2 separate regions of the Homo sapiens genome follow, and region 1 is linked to region 2. The links are chromatin loops, found by intact Hi-C in ENCODE. Cell type or tissue: prostate gland. All regions are shown on one strand. Links, peaks and the distances in the headings refer to the core of each region. The heading gives the core; the rest is flanking DNA.

What was found. Hi-C counts contacts between places; a loop is a spot of excess contacts. Peaks named below come from ENCODE experiments on the same cell type or tissue, not always from the same donor. Only the 100,000 strongest peaks of a DNase experiment are listed, where the experiment ranks them.
Region 1: a loop joins it to region 2, with 4 times the contacts of the local background. A loop is called at or near these places in 76 of 110 quality-filtered maps.

Annotation. Positions count from the first base shown.
Region 1 is chr1:235,507,888-235,519,768 of GRCh38, forward strand. No RefSeq gene overlaps it. Among named protein-coding and RNA genes, the nearest start is that of B3GALNT2, 9.4 kb to the left of the region's middle. In prostate gland, for the core only: a CTCF peak has its summit at 6,064 (motif pointing right); a DNase peak (open chromatin) is centred at 6,044; H3K27ac peaks cover 727 bases.
Region 2 is chr1:235,781,778-235,793,658 of GRCh38, forward strand. LYST (lysosomal trafficking regulator) reads right to left here. Exons shown (of 53, transcript NM_000081.4): 11 at 11,726-11,835; 12 at 9,922-10,348; 13 at 6,924-7,068; 14 at 5,423-5,596; 15 at 150-310. Among named protein-coding and RNA genes, the nearest start is that of MIR1537, 65 kb to the right of the region's middle. In prostate gland, for the core only: no CTCF peak of the experiment used is centred there; no DNase peak of the experiment used is centred there.

The DNA of each region.
Region 1 (11,881 bases), core at 5,078-7,577, 270 kb before region 2:
GGTGAACAGAAGGCAGAGGCCAGGTTGTAATCATAAACTTTGCTAAGGAATTTGGACTTTATTGTGAAGGCTCTAAAGAAGAATTTTTTTTTCTGATTACCAATGTAATACATGATTATGAAAAGGATCTTGGAAAACAGAAGAATATAAGAAATCATACTACATACAATTCATACATTTTTTAAAAGTTTTTTCATTAAAAAAATTTGCCATTCATACTGTAAGTTAGAATTTATATCCAACTATTTTCACCTAACCTATAAGCCTTCCCATATTTAATTAGTAGTCTCAGAAAATATAACTTAATCATTTGTCCACACTATAATTTCTTATCTGGTCCCGTATTATTGGACATACAGGTTGTTTCCATTATTCCACTATAATAAGTAATACTGGCACTTCTGTGCACAAAACTTTTTCCACATTTCAGATAATTTCCTTTTCTGATATTATTTTTAAGCCGCTTTATTCATACTGCTATTGTTTCAATGTGTATGTCTGCCTTCAATATGTTTCTCTTATCTCACCCTCATATTTTAAAAAAGTTCTTTATTAATTCAAAGGACAAAACTTTTCATCAATGAGATTGAATATTCTTATGTTCGTTAGCTGTTTCTATTTCTTTTGTTAATTAGTCATGTATCTTCCTTTTATCCATTTGTATAAGCCCTTTATTTTTCCTCAGTTTTCTTGCCTTCTAATTTTATAACTTTTAGGACACAAAAACACTTTAAATTTTTATAAATTCAAATGATCAATATTTAATTTTTTTCCATATTTTAGGATGATTCTGATCGTGAGATCTGGTCAATATTCTTGTTTGTTTTATTTAATGTTTTAATCCATTTGGAATTTATTTAGGAATATGGTGTAATGCAAGGATCTCAAAATTAATTAATTTTTTTCATATAGCTAACTATTGTCCTGGCCCATTATTTCCCTATTAGTTTATGACATCACCTCAATTTATTAAAAATTTTTAACATAATAGTATTTGTTTCCAAGCCACAGTTTTGCATTCATCTGTCCTTTCATCAGTACCGTAATACTCTAATGATCCTAGTTGTATAATATTTTGTAATCCAGAGGGCAATTCTCCCTCTCAATACTCTTTATTTCTCACATATATATATATATTTTTTTTTTTTTTTGAGACAGAATTTCGCTCTGTCATCCAGGTCTGGGCTCACTGCAACCTCTGCCTCCCAGTTTCAGGCAATTGTCTTGGCTCAGCTTTTCGAGTAGCTGGGACTACAGGAGCGCACCACCACAGCAGGCTAATTTTTGTATTTTTGTAGAGACAGGGTTTTGCCATGTTGGCCAGGCTGGTCTTGAACTCCTGACCTCAGGTGATCCACCCGCGTTGGCATCCCAAAGTGCTGGGATTACTGGCGTGAGCCCGGCCTATTTCTAATGAATTTTATAATAATTTGTATAGTTATTCGACTTTCCCCTAAACCTTATGTTTAATAAAAAACTAATGCATGGTTATCATAACAAACACAAGTAATGTAATACAAGTGTAAACAAAATATATAATGTTAGAATCCTTCAGCCCACCCCAATCTTTCTTTCCAGACTTAGCCACTATAGCCCAGATATTTCTTCTTGTATATATATTCTGAATTTTTCCAAATTTCTTTACTTTTCCAGTGATGGAAAGGGAGGAATCACCCTCCTTTTCAATCCCCATGTATGCAATCTGTCCCCTTAACCTGTATAACTCCAGAAATTCTAGTCCCCTCTCTCAATATTTCTAAGTACCAAGGCGTGTTCTCTTTTCCACGAGGTCATCATCAGTCTCGTTGCCACCTCTTGTTCCAGACTGCTCTAGTGTTCTCTATCAACCACCTCAACTCATAACCACTTCTCGAGGCCACAGCCCCAGATTCTTCTGCTTTGACCCGAAACACAGACATAGTGCCTCCGTTTATCCCCCAGTCACAGCTAAGACATGGCTGGCATGTTTAACAGACTTGTAAAAGGATTGGCCGGGCGCGGTGGCTTACCCCTGTAATCCTAGTGCTTTGGGAGGCTGAGGCGGGCGGATCCCCTGAGGTCTGGGTTCCAGAACAGCCCGACCAACAGGGAGAAAACCCATCTCTACTAAAAATCCAAAATTAGCCGGGAGTGGTGGCATATGCCTGTAATCCCAGCTACTCGGGAGGCTGAGGCAGGAGAATTGCTTGAACCCAGGAGGCGGAGGTTGCAGTGAGCCGAGATGGCACCATTGCACTCCAGCCTGGGCAACAAGAGTGAAACTCCGTCTCAAAAAAATAAATAAATACAAGAATTTAGCCTGAGAAGATACAGACAGAAAACTTTTAACTTGATATGAGATAAACTTGCTCCTATGGTCCCCCAATAGAGGTCCCTACTGGCTATCTCTTGCCTTAAGCCTTACCCCAGCCCTTTAATGACACTTCCAAGCGCCTTCTCATCCCTTCCATATGAGGGTCACTTCTTGCTGGTTCTCTTTTCTCTAGTACAGGGCCCAATTCGATCAGCCAGTGAAATAAAAATTGCCCTTGAACATCTCTTAGTTTAAAATATATAGTATGTATGTTTTTGTATATGTAATTCTGTAAAAGTATTTTTTTATTCCTCTAATTCTTATTTACTTATTTGGTAGGGATGAGCTCTCACTATGCTGCCCAGGCTGGTCTCGAACTCCTGACCTCAAGCGGTCCTTCTACCTCAGCCTCCCAAAGTGCTGGGATTACAGGCATAAGCCACTGTGCCTGGCCCTCTAATTCTTTATCATTAAAGTTTCTCGTCAGGCTTTAGTTGTTCACTTTCTTCCTCAAGGAAACCATCTTGCCTGGTCACTTAATCAACAAATTTCACTTTTTTTTTTTTTTTGGTGAATAGTTGGGAAACCTTAAAATCATTCAGATATTCTTTTCAGGACTCCTGGCACTCTGCCTCGGGTGGGTACACGCTGCCCTAGTAATGCGTGCTATTTAAATGATTGCTTCTCTTTCTTTTTTAAGCCAATGGTTGAATTCTTTTAAATTAAATGCCTGTGATATGACGACCAGATAATCTTTGCAGAAGACAACCTTTACACTAGCAGACAGAATCATTAACATTTCAGTCTGAAAGCATCTTGACTCGGGCTTCTCCAAGAAGAGTAGGAAAATAGACACTGCCAAACTGTCCTTCAAAAATGTGCTCAAGGAGGGAGGTTGGTGTAACAGGAACAGAGTGAGTGGTGAGGAGAATAATCGGGGATGATGTAGTCCCTAGCAAGAATATGATATAAATCATGATAAGGATTTGGGCTTTTACTCCGAAATGAAAGGGGAGTAGTTACATGGTGGGGTTTTGTTTTTTTTTGTTTTTTTGTTTTTTTGTTTTTTTTTTGAGACAGAGTCTTGCTCTGTCACCTGGGCTGGAGTGCAGTGGCGCGATCTCAGCTCACTGCAACCTCTGCCTCCTGGGTTCAAGCAATTCTCCTGTCTCAGCCTCCAGAGTAGCTAGGATTACAGGCGTGCACCACCATGGCCAGCCATTTTGTATTTTTAATAGAAATGGGGTTCTACCATGTTGGCCAGGCTGGTCTTGAACTCCTGACCTCAAGTGATCCGCCGGCCCAGCTCCCAAAGTTCTGGGATTACAAGTATGAGCCACCGCACCCAGCCTACATGGTGGGTTTTAAGCAAAGGAGTGACATGATCTGACTTATGTGTTAGCAGGAACACTCACATTGCTGTGTGGTGAATAGACTGACTGGGGGTGGGGAAAAATCTACCGTGTGGAGTAGCGGAGGAGATGATGAGTATCATTCAAGTCTTGAGAAAAGCTGCAGTAGCAAGAGCCAACCAGAAGATGGAAGAGGGATCCTGGGTGCTTCTATATGGAGTTGATCTATCTGAGGGTGCAGAGGCCGACTCTAAGATGCTGTGGTGCATCTCCCCAATTCAGGATGGAAAATGTTGACTGCAAAGGAGTCTCAGTTGAATCTCTCTCTCTGGGAACTGCCCTTGGCTGAAGGTGGCTGCCTCACCCAAGGGTACAGCTCCCTCCTGAGAGACAACCTGCATCCAGTGACTACTCAAGGAACGGTGTAAAGATGTGGGTAACTCTGAAGAGCCATCCCGTGGCCTCTCTTGCAACTGCGTCACAGTCCAACTTCTCCCTCCGCCCAATTCTGCTTTCCTCACTCCCTTACCGGCATTCCCAAGAGCAGTCCCCAGTAAACCTGTATACAACCCGTGTTTCAGAGTATGTTTCCATGGGAACCTGACCTAAGACAGCGATTCTGTTAAATGACATGAAAGATGATGTCATTTCTCTACCTAAAACCCTGCAAATGGCTCTCCAGTTCTGTTCTCTCACAGGGAAACCAGAGTCCCTTACAGTGGCCTGCAGGCCGTTGTCATCTGTAGGCCGTTGTCATCTGCAGGCCGTTGTCATCTGTAGGCCATTGTCATCTGCAGGCCGTTGTCATCTGCAGGCCTGAACCCCTCTAACCTCATCCTCTATTCCCCTCCTTCTCATTCAGTTTGCTCCAGAACCATCCTGGCCTCCTTTCCATCCCGAGAATAGGACAGGTACATTCTTTCCTCGGGATCTTTGCACTTTGTTTCTTCTGCTCTTCTTCCAGATATTTTCATAGCTTATTCCTTCTTCTTCTTCAAGTCAACTAAAATGTTGCCTTTTCCATGAGGCCTTCCCTGTCCCTTCTATTAAAAAACCCTGCTCCACCATCCCCAATCTCTATTACTCTATTCTGTATCACTTATCACTCTTTTTTTGTTTTGTTTTGTTTTGAGACAGTCTCACTCTGTTGCCCAGGCTGGAGTGCAGTGGTGTGATTTCGGCTCACTGCAACCTCCACTTCCCGGGTTCAAGCGATTCTCCTGCCTCACCCTCCTGAGTAGTTGGGATTACAGGTGCATACTACCATGCCCAGCTAATTTTTGTATTTTTAGTAGAGGTGGGGTTTCACCATGTTGGTCAGGCTGGTCTCAAACTCCTGACCTTGTGATCCGCCTGCCTCGGCCTCCCAAAGTGCTGGGATTAATGGCGTGAGCCACTGCGACCTGCCATGTGTCACTTATCACTCTTAAACATACTGTTCAATTTACTTATTTATTTTGTTTGCGGTTTATTGTCTTACTGTCTACACAGGGCAGAAATTTTCCCTCCCGTTTTGTTCCCTGATATATCCCAGAACCTGGAGAAGTCACTGGCATTTTGTAGGTGCTCCATAAATATTTATTGAACAAACAGTGAATGAATGAGTGAATCAATGAATTTGGGAATCTTTAGCAAGTTGATTGCAGTAGAACTCACAAGGTGAGATTACCCAGGCATAGTCTGTAGAGCGATGATGAAGGGAGACACCAACATTTAGGTGTGAGCAGAGGAAGTTAAAATTATAAAGGACATTGACAAGAATCCAGACTATAGGAGGAAAACAGGAGGATGTGTCACCCAAGACAAGATGTAAGATGGCAGAGGGAGTGCAGACGACAGCGTACAACCTGACCAACATGGTGAAACACTGTCTCTAAAAAAAACAAAAACAAAAATTAGCCGGGCGTGGTGGCTCATGCCTGTTGACAACATATGAAGCAAGATCAAGGCAGAAATGTGTCTGCTGATTTGAGAGTGGCCAGGTAACTAGCAGTTTCGAGGAATAGGTAGAGCAGAAGGGAGAGTACTGTGAGTTGAGGAGTGAATGAGAAGTAATGAAGTGGAAATGGTGTGTGCATTACTATTTTGAGAAGTTTGGTCATGAAGATCAGAACGAGAAAGAATGGGAGCTGGGAAGAGGGCTCTGATTGAAGAAGTGTGTGTGTGCATTTAGATGGGAGAGATAAGCCTGACTTGAGTATTTTAAGTGATGTATGGAAACAGCCAGTAACAACCATATAATTTGTAATCTAAATCAAGGTTTTGAGAGAAAAAGGGGGCAGGACAAATGCTAAAATGGATAAATGTCAAGACAACAGGAACTATCTGCAAACCAGACCATATGGTCTCCCTGTCCACGCCTCAAGTTTTCCATGCAAGTCATTTATCCTTACACTTAGTGGGCTATTTTTTTCTGACGGTAGGTGGCAGTAAAGAGCTTGCCTCTTTTTGCCTCGTTTGGTTTGGTTTGGTTTGGTTTTTGAGAAAAATTTAATTAGAGATTTTGGATGGCAACTAAGATTGGTAAAGGTTAGCTCCACAGGCTTAAACTCAAAATAGGAGATTTCAACTTAGATTTTACTTTGGGAAAATTCATACACGTTTTTGTGAAAAAGAATATCTCTTGGTTCTCAAAGAAAAAATAATTTTTGGGTAATTATAAAATATGTTGCATTTTCACACTGAGCCATTTTATCTTTAAAATGATGAACTTCCATCTTCTTCCTAATACAGAATAATTTCCATTAGTTTTATCACTTCTTTTTTTTTGAGACAGAGTATCGCTCTGTTGCCCAGCCTGGAGTGCAATGGCACAATCTCGGCTCACTGCAACCTCCGCCTCCTAGGTTCAAGAGATTCTCCTGCCTCAGCCTCCCGAGTGGGATTACAGGTGCCTACCACCACGCCTGGCTAATTTTTGTATTTTTTTTTAGTAGAGATGGGGTTTCACCATGTTAGCCAGGCTGGTCTTGAACTCCTGACCTCAAATGATCTGCCCACCTCGGCCTCCCAAAGTGCTTGGATTACAGGTGTGAGCCACTGTGTCTGGCCTATCCCTTCAGTTTTAGCACACGCATTGCTATATGCACACATTTCTTATTTGTGTATATAAATTTTCAGTCAAGTCTAGCTTCAGTAGACTTTGGGGGACCTTGCTATTGAAGATTATAAACATTTTAAAAAACTATAGGCCAGGCGCCATGGCTCACGCCTGTAATCCCAGCACTTCAGGAGGCTGAGGCGGGCGAATCACTTGAGGTCAGGAGTTCGAGACCAGCCTGGCCAACATGGTGAAATGCCATCTCTAAAAAAAATAACAAAAATTAGCCTGGCGTGGTGGCGTGCACCTGTAATCCCAGCTACTCAGGAGGCTGAGGCAGGAGAATCACTTGAACCTCAGGAGGCAGAGGTTGCAGTGAATCGAGATCACATCACTACACTCCAGCCTGCTGGGCAACAGAGTGGGACTCTGTCTCAAAAAAAGAAACAAAACAAACAAACCAAAAACCTATGACACATAACAGCAAATTTCTTGTTATCAAAGATAGGACTAGAGATGTCTAAAGATAAGAAGTTTTAGGAGTTCGGAATGGTAAAGTGAATGAGCACACCTTATTCAGGGAATCTTGGCAGAATCTAATGTCATAAAATTTAAAATTCAGAAATCTTTGTCAGAGAAAAAACAGAATCAAAATATTATCTGCAGATCCAGCAAACAAATTTGAGTTCAAAACTCAGATTTGCATTTATTAGCTGTGTGGCCTTGAGCATGGCAAGCACTTTACCTCTAGGTCTCAGATTCCTAATCTGTGAAATGAGACTCACAGGATATACTTCAGTGGATTGTTTTGAATATTAAATGAGAAAACATATTGGTAAAATTTATACATGTTATTTTCATTCTTTTCCCTAAACATGAATATGAAGACATCCAGATTAAAATGTGGCATATGCAACCTCAACCTTTGGAAAATATATCTCAAATGATTAAGGAAAAATATTAATTTTAAGAATTGCTTTAAAACAACAAAACCAAAAAAGCCTTGGTCATACCTTAATTCAGTAATTCTTCAACTTTACGTCTCAGATCCAATATTCTAGGCACTGCTTGACACAGAGAGCAGTTTTCTTACAAGGAAATTTGGGGACCAGAGGGGGTTCTTTGCATGTTTGGATAAGTGCTAGAATTCAAATTCCTTCTCCTGAGAGTCCTCTGCCTTTTTCGTTTAATGAACTCGGTTGCTTTCTTTATTTCCTCTTTCTATCCTCATTAGCGTAAAGCAAACTCTAAAAGCAATCCACAATATCAATCACATCAAATATCATGGAATGTGGCCTCAGTCCTGGAAGATGTCTACTCCATATAGGTGACTTGGTACATTACAGTAGATTATAGTAGCTGAAAAGTATCCTTTGGCCAGCCATTGTCAAAACTAGAGTCACTAATGAGATCACAAATGAGAAGCATTCATTGTCTCTATAAGACTTCCTAAAATGCCCTTATTATTAAGGGAAGTCCTGGCTTTCTGCCAGTATCACAGACTAATTTGTTCATTAGCTGGTTGACTTCTTGGTTCTTGCATATTTCAATGGCTAAAGTTTGTAGTAAGTTTGAGAAATATAAAGAGAGGAGTATGGGGAGGAGAGCTGGCGGGAGGTGGGTGCTGGAAATGATTAAGACCACTGGAAGGGAAAAAAATGGGGTATGATATCACCATGGAAACGAAGTTTACGTATTGCAAAAATTTGCCCAAGTTGGATAGCATTCATTCATTCATTCATTCATTCATTCATTCATTCAACAAACATTTACTCGGTGTCTTTGCATGCCTAGAACCATCAAAGTTACAAATGAGAACCAAACAAGCTTGGTTCTTGTCTTCACGGAGCTTCCATTCTAGTGGGGGAAGGTACACAAAGAACAAACACAAGTAGGTTTCCCCCTGGAAAGAATAACTGGCAGGTTTGCAGGCATTACCACCTAATTTCTTTTTAAAAAGAAACCTAAAGACTTCTTTGGGTGTCCAAAGGTCTAAAATTTTAGAAGTTCAAAATGGCAAAGTGAAAGAGCACACATTATTCAGGCAATCTTGGCAGTATCTAATGTCATAACATTTAAAAATCAGAAATCTCTGTAAGAGGAAAAATAGAATCAAATTACTCTCTGTAGGTCCAGCAGACAAATTTGAGTTCAAAACCCAGATTTGCATTTTTATAATTATTTACTTTAGTAAATTACTTACAATTTACTAAAATTATAAATAATTATAGTAAAACAAAAAAATTAACAATGAGCCAGCCTCCCAGTGTCGCTCAGGAGACCTCACGGCTAAATAAGTAATCACTGCTATCCCTTCCTCTCCAGCAGTCTCCATCAACTTGTTCTGCATTCAGAGACTGTTCTTGGGCCTTCCCATACGCAGCTCACATTTGAAACTCCTGCCCCTGGTGCCTTAATGCATCTGACTGGCAGCCACACAGCCCCTCCATGTGGCTCAGTTTCAGTGGGTAGGTAGGGAAATGCCGATTTGTTTGCATTGTGCCCCACAGGCTGATTACAGTAAAGGCTGTCACACAGAGCTCTTGCATACCTAACAGGAGACTTGGTGACAGTGAAACCAAGAATGACCAATGACTGTGTGTAAAATGAATCAAGGTGAGGTGTATTGAAAGCAAAGAGGTCAATTCAAAGGCTTAGAAATAATCCAGACAGTAATCAAGGAAGAAAGCAGCCATGTCACTGGGAAGAAAAACTTCTTGGGACACTCAGTATATTCAACACGATGAAGTAATTCGCCCTGTGACATGGACAAAAGGAGCTTTCCATGCTCTAATGGGCAGTAGGATTCCATAAAGTGAATCACGTTTAAAAGAGACACTCTTAAAAAATGAAATACGTGGCCATAATCCCAGCACCTTGGGAGGCCGAGGAAAGTGGATCACGAGGTCAGGAGTTCGAGACCAGCCTGGCCAACATAGTGAATCCCTGTCTGTACTAAAAATACAAAAAATTAGCTGGGCATGGTGGTGGGCGCCTGTAATCCCAGCTACTCAGGAGGCTGAGGCAGGAGAATCACTTGAATCAGGGAGGCAGAGGTTGCAGTGAGCCGAGATCGCGCCATTACACTCTAGCCCAGGCAACAGTGGGAGACTCCGTCTCAATGAAAAATAAATAAATAAATGAATAAATAAATATTGTTCTAATGAGCAAATTTAAAAAATCCTAAGTAAAATTTGGTCTCTTTCTCATTAGTGCTTAATGGTCTTCAATCACCCCAGTCCTACTTTGAGTATATACTAAATCCCTTTCAAGGACAGATTCTAGACTTTTCCCACTTTGGCTCATCTGAAAGGTTTCTAAAAGGATTGGTCCTTAATATTTCTTTTCACAACTTAATAGCGTGATTTGAGTTTATGCACACAGAAAGAGATTTGTTCGTACCCTCCTCTCCTCTGATTTTTAAACCTTGTTCCCCTTGTTCATTCTGTATGTTGAGATGTGATCTTGCTTTTAGGAGATCAAAGAAAAAGAAAAACAAGTTTCTCTCACATGTTTGTCTTCTCTTTAACAATCCACATTGTTTTTATATCGGCCCAAGATACACCATTAAAAGTTCTGCAAAGCTTTTAAACTTTGCAGAGTAGTTTTAGACTGTGTGCAGAGAAGTCTTGTGCCAAATTGCAGAGCCTGTTTTTTTTTTTTTTTTTTTTGAGACGGAGTCTCGCTCCCTTGCCCAGGCTGGAGTGCAGTGGCACGATCTCGGCTCACTGCAAGCTCCGCCTCCTGGGTTCACGCCATTCTCCTGCCTCAACCTCCCAAGTAGCTGGGACTACAGGCGCCCACCACCACGCCCGGCTAATTTTTTGTATTTTTAGTAGAGACGGGGTTTCACTGTGGTAGCCAGGATGGTCTCGATCTCCTGACCTCGTGATCCGCCCGCCTCGGCCTCCCAAAGTGCTGGGATTACAGGCGTGAGCCACTGCGCCCGGCCCAGAGCCTGTTGTATAAGAAATTAATTTCAAATGCTAGCAGAGAGGATGGCATTATGTTTTCAAAATGATGCTACATTAATTCAGCAAGAAAAGTTTAGAGCCATTCTGAGTCAGAGGACAGGATATTTTAATCTTAAAAGATAAAAGGGCAATTCCAAATAGCTGATTATGCATAGGGTTCATCATTCATATTGATGTAAGTATTATGGGGCATTTCCTCTGTGATGACAGGGCTAGATTCTACTCACACACACTAATAAACAGTTTTTCCTCCTGGTTTATACACAACGAGGTGAATGTCTCTTTCCCCTGATGAACTAGTGTTTGGAAACAAAAACTATAATTATCTTCAGTGGAGATGGCAATTGGATACCCCAGAGAATTTGTCTGATCTTTATAAGGTATTCAGCAGTGAAAATGGGGTTTTGCAAAAAGCCAGAAGACTTGCTTTGGAATCCTAACTGTGTCACTTACTAAAATTTTGACTTTAGATAAGCTATCTAATTTCCCTGAGCCTTAGCTTCCTTGTCTGCAGAATGTGAAAAATAATGACCACCCCATAGGATGAAAAAAAAAAATTAAATCTAACGCCATATGTGAAAGTACTCAGCATTAGTCAGTCCTTAGAAAATGTTAGTCTCAGCCTGGCACGGTGGCTCATGCCTGTAATCCCAGCAATTTGGGAGGCCGAGGCAGACAGATCACGAGTCAGGAGTTTGAGACCAACCTGGCCAACATGGTGAAACCCCATCTCTACTAAAAATACAAAAAAATTAGCCAGGCATGGTGGCATGCGCCTGTAATCCCAGCTACTCGGGAGGCTGAGGCAGGAGAATCGCTTGAACCTGGGAGGCGGAGGTTGCAGTGAACCGAGATCGCGCCATTGCACTCTAGCCTGGGTGACAGAGCAAGACTCCATCTCGAGACAATGTTAGTCTCCCCTTTCCTCTGTGAGCAGGAGGAATGAAGAACATAAAGACGGTTATTAGCTACTGCTGTGTCACAAACCACATGAAAACTCAGGACCAACTCTCAGCACTGATTTTTTTTTTTTTTTTGAGACAGTCTCACTGTGCTGCCCAGGTTGGAGCGTGGAGTTCAGTGGTATGATTAGAGCTCACTGCACACTTGAACTTCTGGATTTAAGTGATCCTCCCCATTCAGCCTCCTGATTAGCTAAGACTACGGGCACGCCACCATGCCAGGCTAGTGTTTTTGTTTGTTTGTTTTAGAGATGAGGTTT
Region 2 (11,881 bases), core at 4,548-7,047:
AAAGGAACATAGATGGATATTTTAGCCAGGTTAATTTACTTAGTTTAATATTTGTTAACTGAGAAAAAAAACTGGAAATGTTTCAAAGGAAAAAAATCTCACTCTGTCGCCCAGGCTGAAGTGCAGTGGTGCAATCATAGCTCACTCACCGTTGAAGAGAAGCAAATTTCCCAGGTCCCATTTTCCAGCCAACTGCAAAAACTCTTCTTGGGATGATAAACAATGGCCAATCATGCAAAATGTTTTATTGCTATCAGATGACAAACTTGTTTTTCTTGGAAGCATAAAATCCAAAGTAACATCAGGCTTCCTACATTAAAAACAAAACAAAGTTAAAGCAATGACTTTAGGAAGTCTAGTACTAAGTATTTTTAAAGTATGAATATTTAACAATGGGGAATTCTTTTTTTTTTTTTTTGGAGACAGAGTCTCGCTCTGTTGCCCAGGTTGGCACGATCTCAGCTCACTGCAAGCTCCGCCTCCTGGGTTCACACCATTCTCCTGCCTCAGCCTCCCAAGTAGCTGGGATTACAGGTGCCCGCCACCAGGCCTGGTTAATTTTTTGTATTTTTTTTTTAGTAAAGACGGGGTTTCACTGTGTTAGCCAGGATGGTCTCTATCTCCTGACCTCATGATCCACCCGCCTTGGCCTCCCAAAGTGCTGGGATTACAGGTGTGAGCCACCACACCCGGCCTACAATGGGGAATTCTTGAACAATTTTCTTGGGTCATTATCAGCTGGCACTGGGGCAAGAGAGGAGGGCTAATTGTTTGTCTCTTGGTCAAAGGTGCTGCAGAAAGAGGGGAGCCAAAGAGAGATACCTGATGATCCCACGGCAGGCCATGGGAAATGTGACTAAACATTTGCTGCAAGTTTTCTTTGCCATTTGACTTCTGTATATGCACCTTCCTGGTTTACAGATATAAACCAACCACCTCCCCTTAATTTTGCCAAGAAGTCTCCCATCTTGACAAACAATTCCAAAAACTGGAATCCATGACATTCCAAAAATGTTATGTCATCTATGAGGCCTTTGAAAACTAATCAGTAAAAACATAACTTCTTCAAAATTTCTGTCTAGCCATTGAAATGCCAATACTTTCTGCATTTTCTGTTTTCTTAATGCTAAGTGATTATGCAGCTTTTGATTAGTCTCTTTTGCTTCATGGATAACGGTGAAGGAATGCTTACAAAAGACAGTACTGGAAAAGGCAAAATAAGGCTTTCTCACAGAAAGACACACAAAGCAGGGAGGACTTCATCAACTAGTGAAACCACAGAGCTCTACCCCTAATTTAGGAATGTTTTAAACTCCATTTTAAGATAATGAGAGTAATCTATGAAGGCAAAGTCTAAATAAAATTTGTAAGATGAAGACAGGATAAGCTAACACGGGTAGCTCTTAATGAGAAATTCAACTTTGTGTATATTTATTTTAAAAGTTTTGCCTAAGGCTCTCTGTTTCACATATAACATATAAACTTAACTATTTTAATGTTTTTTTTTTTAATAAAGGAAAGATGTGGGATACATTCAATGACATACTTCTCCTTGACCAAATAAATGGCTGTGACTGAAACTCTATTGCCATCTAGTGGCATTATGACTTAAAATAGTTTTAAATTTTTTATTTTAAAAAATAGTTTTTCAATGAGAACATACGGACACAGGGAGGGGAACATCACACACCGGGGCCTGTCGGCGGGTGTTGGGGCAAGGGGAGGAAGAGTATCAGGACAAATACCTAATGCACGTGGGGCTTAAAACCTAGATGACGGGTTGATGGGTGCAGCAAACCACCATGGCACATGTATACCTATGTAACAAACCTGCACGTTCTGCACATGTATCCCAGAACTAAAGTAAAATAAAAATATAACAATGAAATAAAAATAAAATAGTGTTTTTAAGGGTGAAAGAAAACCTATTGCAGGATGAATGCAAAATGAATTAAACAAATATTAAGTATCTACTATGTGCCATATATTTCTGCCATATTTGTAAGCTGTTAATAACAACTAATAGAAAGTATTAACTCATTTTCAGTACTGTTACCTTATTTTAAAAGGCCTCTTCAAATGTATTCTTTTAGAAATTCTTTTTTTTTTTCTTTTAAATTGAGACAGGGTCTCGCTCTGTCACCCAGGCTGAAGTGCAGGGGTGCAATCATGGCTCACTGTAGCCTTGACTTACTGGGCTCAGGTGATCCTCCTGCCTCAGTGTCCCGAATAGCTGGGACTACAGCTACGCATTACCATGCCCAGCTAATTTTTTTATTTTTAGTGGAGACAGGGATTTTCCATGTTGCCCAGGTTGGTCTTGAATTCCCGTGCTCAAGCAATCCTTCTGCCTCGGCCTATCAAAGTGCTGGGATTACAGGCATGAAGCACCATGCCTGGCCTAGAAATTATTCTATAGCTTATAAAGTGACAAAGATACTAGAGAACCAAGTTTAAGTCAACAGAATAAAATATTTGTCCTTGGTCACTTGCTCTGTTAACCAATGAAATTAACTTGTGCCAAATGGCAAACAATTCTCTCAAAGGAGTATAGCTGTAAGTTGGTGGGTAAAAAAACAGAGTGATATGTGAATCAAGTGACCATGCTTACTAATTTCAGACTGTCCACAATAAAAATCTAATCTCTCATTCTGAACATTTCTAATAGTTTATGGTTCCTCTACCTGTCAGCTGACATAATTCAGAAAAAGGCTGCAGGGGCAGTAAAGCATAGGGTTTTAAAGCATGGGCCCTCCCTAGGGTCAGAGTTTAGGTTAAACTTTCAGCTCTACCCCTTACTTGTGGCATGAGTTTGGGAAAGTCACTCTAGGTCTCAGTTGCCTCATATGTAAAATTGGGATAATAATATACCTACTTTATAGTATTGTTGGGAGGATTAAATCAGGTAATCTGTATAAAGTGCCTAATACAGTGCCTGGCACATATTGAGAGCTCAAGAAATTGAGTGGAGAGTGCCTAGGAGAAAGGGGCTCTCTACTTACAACTCCAGCCCCAGCTCCATCTGATTTAACTATAGGTTCTGGAAACAAATTTGCTGATTGGCTACAGCTGCCATGGCAGCTATGAAGATCGAGAACGTCACAGACAGTATTTTATTTGGAACATGGAACATGGAAATTAGGCTTCAATTACGTATTTTTACATTTTTTAAAATGAATACAACAAAACTGAACTCTTAATTTTACTTCCAAAGCATGTTCTTGCTTGTGGCAGACACCATGGACTGTAAAGCAATCCACAAGCTCCTGCTCCCTGTCTCCCTCTATTATTGAGGCTGGACAGCTGTAAGCAATCAATTGCTGCAGCCTCCTGCAGTGATGCCCTGTCTTCCACCTCAAACTGTCCTCCTCCCACCTGCACAGGGCAAATTCCATCTCCTCCTTCAGGTCTCAGGTTTAATACCCTGTTCTTAGATAGGCCTTCCCTGATCCACCCATCGTAAGTGTCAAACTCGATATTTTCTGCCTCAGGGTTTTAAAGCATGGGCCTCACAGTATTTTTCATCATTTGTAAATATTCATTTAATTGTGTTTGCTTGTTGTCTGATTCCTCATCAGACTGTGAACTCCAGGAAGGCAGGGAATGTGTCTATCTTGTTTACCATTGTCCCCTAGGCCTAATTAATATATCAAGTGCTCAAAACACTGTAATTCCTCAATAAATGTAATGAATGAACAAATGAATGAATAAAAATAGGTTAATCTGTGTTAAGGGTATATGTTATTTCCATGGTCTAATCTACTTTGAGGGATTTTTGAGAGAATTAGATGATGTATATAAAGCACCTAGCAAAAGGTCTGCAACATAGTAAGTATGCAGTATTATATTCCCTTTGATTAAATCTAGACTTCTCAGCTTGGCATTCAAAGCCTGTTAAGTAGTCTCACCATGTCCATTCATTTTTATTTCTCATTATTCAACTTAAACTCATCCAACCAGCTTAATCCTCTACCATGCTACATTACAGTTTCGAATTCTCTATCTTCTTTCATGCTACTTCATTCAATACAATACTTCCCAATGCTTACAAATCGAAGATACCTTATAGTTCCTACAGGCTAAAATTTGACATTAAGATATTCCACAAGATGTTTCTTATTAACTTGGCTCACAATTCTCCTATGTGGTAAAAATCATACAGTACTCTCCCTGAATCTATCACTTGGTATATTTCTAGCACTCTATCTGAATCTATCACCTTATACATAGGCTAGTCATTCTAATTTCTTTTGAAAGCCTAATTTAATTTAGGTATTAGCCTTATTAGCCACTTAATTTAAATAATTATCACGGCTTCAGTTTTATAATATATGGGCTTGCAGGATGAAATTACAGATTCTGTTCTTTGATATATAGTTATACATAAATGTCTAAATTTCTGGGTATCTGCATGCTCCCCAAACCCAAATATTAATTTTCAACAGTCACTTCGACAGGAGGCTTATTTTGCATGAAAATGACCAATAGGAAAAAAAAGTCCAACTCTGACAGATTTGTAAGTTAAAGTATAGTAAATTTTTCAGAGAAATGCAAATCAAAACCACAATGAGATACCATCTCACACCAGTTAGAATGGCAATCATTAAAAAGTCAGCAAACAACAGGTGCTGGAGAGGATGTGGAGAAATAGGAACACTTTTACATTGTTGGTGGGTCTGTAAACTAGTTCAACCATTGTGGAAGACAGTGTGGTGATTCTTCAAGGATCTGGAACTAGAAATACCATTTGACCCAGCCATCCCATTACTGGGTATATACCCAAAGGATTATGAATCATACTGCTATAAAGACACATGCACATGTATGTTTATTGCGGCACTATTCACAATAGCAAAGACTTGGAACCAACCCAAATGTCCATCAATGATAGACTGGATTAAGAAAATGTGGCACATATACACCATGGAATACTATGCAGCCATAAAAAAGGATGAGTTCATGTCCTTTGTACGGACACGGATGAAGCTGGAAATCATCACTCTCAGCAAACGATCGCAAGGACAAAAAACCAAACACCGCATGTTCTCACTCATAGGTGGGAATTGAACAATGAGAACACTTGGACACAGGAAGGGAAACATCACACACTGGGGCCTGTCGTGGGGTGGGGGGAGGGGGGAGGGATAGCATAGGAGATATACCTAATGTAAATGACGAGTTAATGGGTGCAGCACACCAACATGGCACATGTATACATATGTAACAAACCTGCACATTGTGCACATGTACCCTAGAACTTAAAGTACAATAATAATAAAAAAAGAAACAACAAAAAATATAGTAAATTTTATTATAGTAAAAACCTAGAAGTTTCTGTATTCTGTTTCAGAAGCTATAATTGACTAATGAAACATAACATTGTAACTGAGATTGAGATGCATTTTCTCAAAATGCTTCCTACCTCTGTCCAGAGACCCATATGGAGATTTTCCCATGAATCCTCCTTTTCCCTTGGGGCTGCTGTAAGTAGGTGAGTACTAAATGTTGCCATTTGCTTGGGAGGAAAATATTCTCCTGTGATTCAACCTGTGCTAGTAAAACAGCTTTCATGTCATCATTTGAATCCATGCACACACTACAGAAAAAGAGAAAAGGCATAGGCTGAAAACATGAAAATTCTGACCTCAGTGTTTAACATACATATAGTAACTATAATTCTAAATAAGTAAGATTAAAAATCAGTTCTATTTTTTTTAAAGTGCTTGAAAAGTCAGTAGGTCTTCGTTTTATACCATAAGTTACTTAGTTATTCTATCATTACCTCAATTCATGAACTAAAATAGATTAGGCTCATTGGCTGGTAGTCATAATTTAGGCAATAATGTTCAGAATTCAGTTTGTAAAAAAATATATATTATTACTATTTATATAGCCATTGCCCATTTAGAAATTACAATGTATTATTTGGTTCATAGAAAAATTAATATAAATGTCTAAGTATTGGAGGTCTAATCTACTTTGTGGGATTACTGAAAGAATGAGGAGATAATGTACATAAGGCACCTAGTAATGTTTGTAACGTTTACAAAGTATATATTCCTAAATAACATACTGGTTTGTTTAGATTTGAGTTTTAGACAAATAGTATCATACTATTCATACTCAATACAAATAAAAGACCTGTATCTATACTACTTAATAAAGGAGATAGTATAAAAGGACAAGATAACAAGGAGAACCCAAGCTTATTAGGTAATCGCTATTAAATATATAATGCACATGGAAAACTTATGTCTGTTAATAACATCTTAAGACCATTACAATCTGATAGAATATTTCCATAGCATAAGACTTCAGTATTTGATCTAAAATCAAACAGAGAATTAATGTATTTTATTTACTCATTTATTTTTTGTTTTTATTTATTTATTTATTTTTTGAGACAGAGTCTCACTCTGTCACCCAGACTGGAGTGCAGTGGCGCGATCTGGGATCACTACAACCTCTGCCTCCCAGATTCAAGTGATACTCCTGCTTCAGCCTCCCAAGTAGCTGGGACTACAGGCATGCACCATCATGCCTGGCTAATTTTTGTGGTTTTTTGTTTTTTTGTTTTTATTTTTATTTTTTGTAGAGATTGGGTTTCACTATGTTGGCCAGGCTGGTCTCAAACTCCTGACCTCAGGTGATCTGCCTGCCTTGGCCTCCCAAAGTGCTGGGATTACAGGCATGAGCCACCACACCCAGCCGAGAATTAATATATTTTAGACTTTATGGATTTTTGGATAGAATAATACACTATTATAAAAGTGGTATTAATAGCTGTTAGAATGTATATATTTTTAAATGAGACTTTTTGTTTTGCTATAATGAACTTTTATTAGTAGATTTCACATTAATGTCTCTTACACAAATTATTTAAATACATTATCTATTCATGGGAGGCTGAGGATAATCAATACCGAAAGATAAGAGTGGCATTGTGGGGATCAGCCCACACTTGGATCATCAACGCTTTGGATCCCAGTGAAATTATATGAATACATCCTTCTTCTATGAGTCTTTCACCAGGATTTATGTACTCTGCACCTTCTGGTCTGTCGCTCTCTATAAGAAAAAGATGTTAGAATGATCAGTAAAATGGTTCGTAACAACTGAGTAGAAAAGTGAATTTAGAAGAATACAAAGCAAATTTGTTCATTTGTAGTAGGTTATCTACCCAGAATGTCTGAGCCTGACCTGTTCTAAACAACCATATTTTCAGAGTATAGATGTTAACTCCAAAAAAGCACGAGGGATGAAAAATGGTAATTCAGTACTTTAAAAGTTATTAGATATTAAAAAATGTATAATAACTGAGGACAATTGTGGGCGTAACCAGACCGCTATGTGACAACCTATTACAATGTGTACCAAGCTTCTTTTATCAACTATGACTTCACTGACCCTGGTCCAGGGAGCACACATCATTGTCCATGCCTCACACTACCAAAACTCATTCTAGAATTATCACAATATGGCATGATTTAAAAAAAAATATCATATTACAAATTTTAAGGAAAAACTCTAGTGTTTGAATATATTCATAATTTATATTCCCTGGTGAGTAGTTTTTGCATATAATTGCTAAGTGATTCTGAAACTCTAATGTTTCTTTAAGGCAAGCTAGGGTAAATGCTTACAGGCTTGGGCTATCTGGTTATTTATCTTGACTCCTCTTCCTCATCTTTGAAAACCCAGCACTGCCTGAAGATGTATGATGATCTACTTGTCATTATAATACATGTGACTTTATGTAAAGCTATGTTATGATATATCAAAATCCAAAATACATGTCCAAAGGCTCAGACTTTTAAAGAACACTACTGCTTATTAGACTGCATACATATTAGTTGCTATTTTTCAACAGGTAAAACCATGACCGATGTTAAAAAAATACTCCCTGTAGCGATGACAATAGTTTTAAAAAAGAAGAGTTAAGGTCACTGATTATTTTGAGGCTGCTGACCAAGATATATGATATACAGAGAACTCACATCTGATGTGAAATTTTAAAAATGTTCCATACCAAATATGAACTTCTGCAAATAAAAGAGTAGGACAAAACCAGTGTGTACCTAGGAATTATAGAGTAGTAATATTACAAATATTTAACTTAATGCTCACAACCATCTTATAAGGTAAATATATATAGGGTGACAAAATTGAGGTGCTGAGAGGTTAATTTGCCCAAAGGCACCAGTTAGTTTAGAGGTAAAAGGTATGATATCGCAGCAAAATATTCTTTATCTCTCTTCAAAACTTTTTATATATGTCTACTATTTTTAAGTGTTTATACAAAATCATCTTTCTAAAATATGTTTTCTAATATATCCTTAAAATAAAAATTAAGAAAAAACTTTCCAATATTTACTTTTCTCAGGTCACTATGTATATTTATTCATTTTATAAGAGACTGTTTACATTGAGATTGCCTCCATTAAAACATGAGAAAGCAATCTGCATAGCTTATAGTATAGTAGCAATGTTAAGGCTCTGGAATTAAAAACAGGTGGGTTTCAATTCCTTTCCATCACTTACCAGCTACATAACTTGGTCATGCTACTTAACTTCCTCTAAAAATACAGATAGTATGAGCACTTACTAACTTGTTAAGATTAAAAATGTATATAGAACCAGCTGAGCAAAGTGACACATACACAGAAAGCACTCAATGCACATTAGATAGCATAATAAATATTATCACATGTAGAGCTATCAGTTCTTAGGTGGCAAAATTCAATCCACAACAGAAAATTCTAGTGAAGGCATAGTGTCCTAAAACAGAGGTTCCACTGGATGAGAAAGATTTGTGGAATGAAGAGCTACTGAGGCCTGCATCTCCATGTACATATAAAACCCTAAACATCTGTCTCATCCAGTCATTTCATTCATTCCACAGGCCCTAAGAATTATCCTACCTACTTCACTTTCCATCACCATAAATTGCTTTTCAATGAACAGTTTTTTTTCTGCCCTAGTCATATGAGAAACAAGATGCAGTATAATAGCAATTCTTCAGTTAAAGAAGGAACTGGAATGAAATTTATTCTAATGTTGGAGAATGGCTGATGCATTTAAACATTCTGTGACAGGAACTAGGGGAGGGCCACTGAGGTAAGACATGGCATGAGAAGGAGAACTTGAAATAAAAGAGAGAAAGAAGTTTGCGACCAGCCTGACCAACAGGGAGAAACCGCTGTCTCTACTAAAAATACAAAATTAGCCGGGTGTGGTGGCTCACACCTGCAGTCCTAGCACTTTGGGAAGCTGAGGTGGGCAGATCACCTGAGGTCAGGAGTTTGAGACCAGCCTGGCCAACATGGTGAAACACCATCGCTACTAAAAATATAAAATTAGCCAGGTGTGATTGCTGGCGCCTGAATCCCAGCTATTCGGGAGGCTGAGGCAGGAGAATCGCTTGAACCTGGGAGGCGGAGGTTGCAGTGAGCCGAGATCGCGCCATTGCACTCTAGCCTGGGCAACAAGAGTGAAACTGTCTCAAAAAAAAAGAGAGAGAAAGAAAAGGAAATGGGGACTGTCTAATAGGGGCTGGGAAACAACAGAAAGAAAGGCAGCTATAAGGTTTTATCCTTTTATAACATCAGGAGCCACCCTAATCCAGTAATGGGACCAGGAGAGAAGTCACATAAGGAACTTTAGGGGCTGATGACCCCAGAAAAAGTTGTATATGTGGTGTCCCCTTCACCCCTATAAAAAACTAAAGTTTCCGTAATAGAGATTCAAGGCTTTATGACAACTCATGCTTTGATAAGTCAGGACCTACCACCACTAAGTAAGGCATTTAAGGTGAAGAACATGTTAAGAGTGTTAAGAACACTACCACATTTTTACGGCTCAAGGAAAATTATAGTCTGAAAACAATCTTTGTGTACAAATCAGATAATCCTGTCATCATACCTGTACCATCAAAACTGCTATCTGGTAAAATTAATGATTTGTTTCTTTTCTTTATCTTCTTTCCTTTTTCTGTAGTACTCTCAGCTTCATGGATACACTCCACATTAAACCACAGGGAAACACTGAAACCTTCTGATAGGTGTGGCCAGCAGTTTTGCCCCAGCAACGGCAGGTGGACTGGGGCTATGTGCCAAGATGAAAGCAGCCGATGGGGAAAACTCTCTCTATCAGCCTCTTTCTTGCTCCGTGAAACTCGTGCTCTTCTCAATAAACCCATGGCCTTACTGTTTAAAATCCCAGGATACTTTTGTGATGAAACACCGTTGCTTAAATTTGGAGCGTGCAGTAAAGGGAAGGTTAGATACTGTGAAGGGCTCATAGTAGTATCACTTTCAATAATTTTCAGAATACCCAGAAGAAGAATTTTCTAGAGAAAAAGAAAAACAAATGAAACTTTCTAATCACGTAATAAAGTACATAATAATCTTGAAATTTAGGTTATAAATGAAAATACAAACATACCCACACATATCAGCATTCCTATTTAAATACCTTCCTATCTCCCACATCTTTAAAACTTTCATTTTCTCGTAGCTGAGATAAAATATGAAACAGATTTCATTCTTTTTTTTTTAAGACAGAGTCTCACTCTGTTGCCCAGGCTGGAGTGCAGTTGCACAATCTCGGCTCACTGCAACCTCCGCCTCCCAGGTTCAGGCGATTCTCCTGCCTCAGCCTCTGGAGTAGCTGGCATTACAGGCACCCACCACCACCCCCAGCTAATTTTTGTATTTTTAGTAGAGACGAGGTTTCATCATGTTGGCCAGGCTAGTCTTGCACTCCTGACCTCAGGTGATCCACCCACCTCGGCCTCCCAAAGTGCTGGGATTACAGGCGTGAGTCACCATGCCCAGCCTTCATTCTTAAAATATGTAATCTTTTGTGGTTAATTTGTTTCATGTTTAGATTTTTTTTTTTTTTTGAGATGCAGTTTAGCTCTTGTTGCCCAGGCTGGAGTGCAATGGCATGATCTCAGCTCACTGCAACCTTTGCCTCCTGGGTTCAAGCAATTCTCCTGCCTCAGCCTCCTGAGTAGCTGGGATTACAGGTGCATGCCACCAAGCCCAGCTAATTTTTGTATTTTTAGTAGAGACGGGGTTTCATCATATTGGTCAGGCTGGTCTCGAACACCTGACCTCAGGTGATCTGCCCACCTAGGCCTCACAAAGTGCTGGGATTACAGGTATGAGCCATGGCGCCCTGCCTTAGATGTTCTCTGGAACATCCAATCCCACTACAAAGTAGCTCCAAAGTTTTCTGTCTTATTTGCTTATGCTTCTAGTCAAGGTTTCATTATAAAAATGGGTTTCCTAGCAGATAATAGTTTAAAAGACACTAAGCCACACCAATGGAAAGGGGAAGCATAGACAATAATTGAAGAGTATAGTGGATAATAACCTTTTGAAAAGGATAATCCCTAAGATGGTTGTAACTATTCATAATTAAGTTCTCTTTAGTAATTAAAATTATTCAGCTTTTCTGAAGCACAAAAACTGGGGATGGGGTGGGTAAAGAAAATATAATCTCAGCGATATGTCTGGTTAATCCAAATTGAAGTGAAATGGTTAAAATATATGCAAATAATTGAGTATTTCACACATAATAACATGAAATTGCCTATACCAACTGTCACATCAAAAGAAAGAGCTTAGTAACATTTCTAAATAATTAAAAATACATTCTATTAAAAATTGTAAGTGAAAGAATTTATCAGTGAAAAATGTAAAAATTATAGCATATTTACTGTACAAGGAGATTTCTCCAGAAATATTCTCAAAAGAAGGGTTAGCTCTTCTGAACATGTTCTTGAACTCATCAAAGATACCAAAAGATCCACCAATACTCTCTGGCATGCTAAATTAAAGAAAGAGGGAAAAAATTAAAGCTAGTACACAATTAG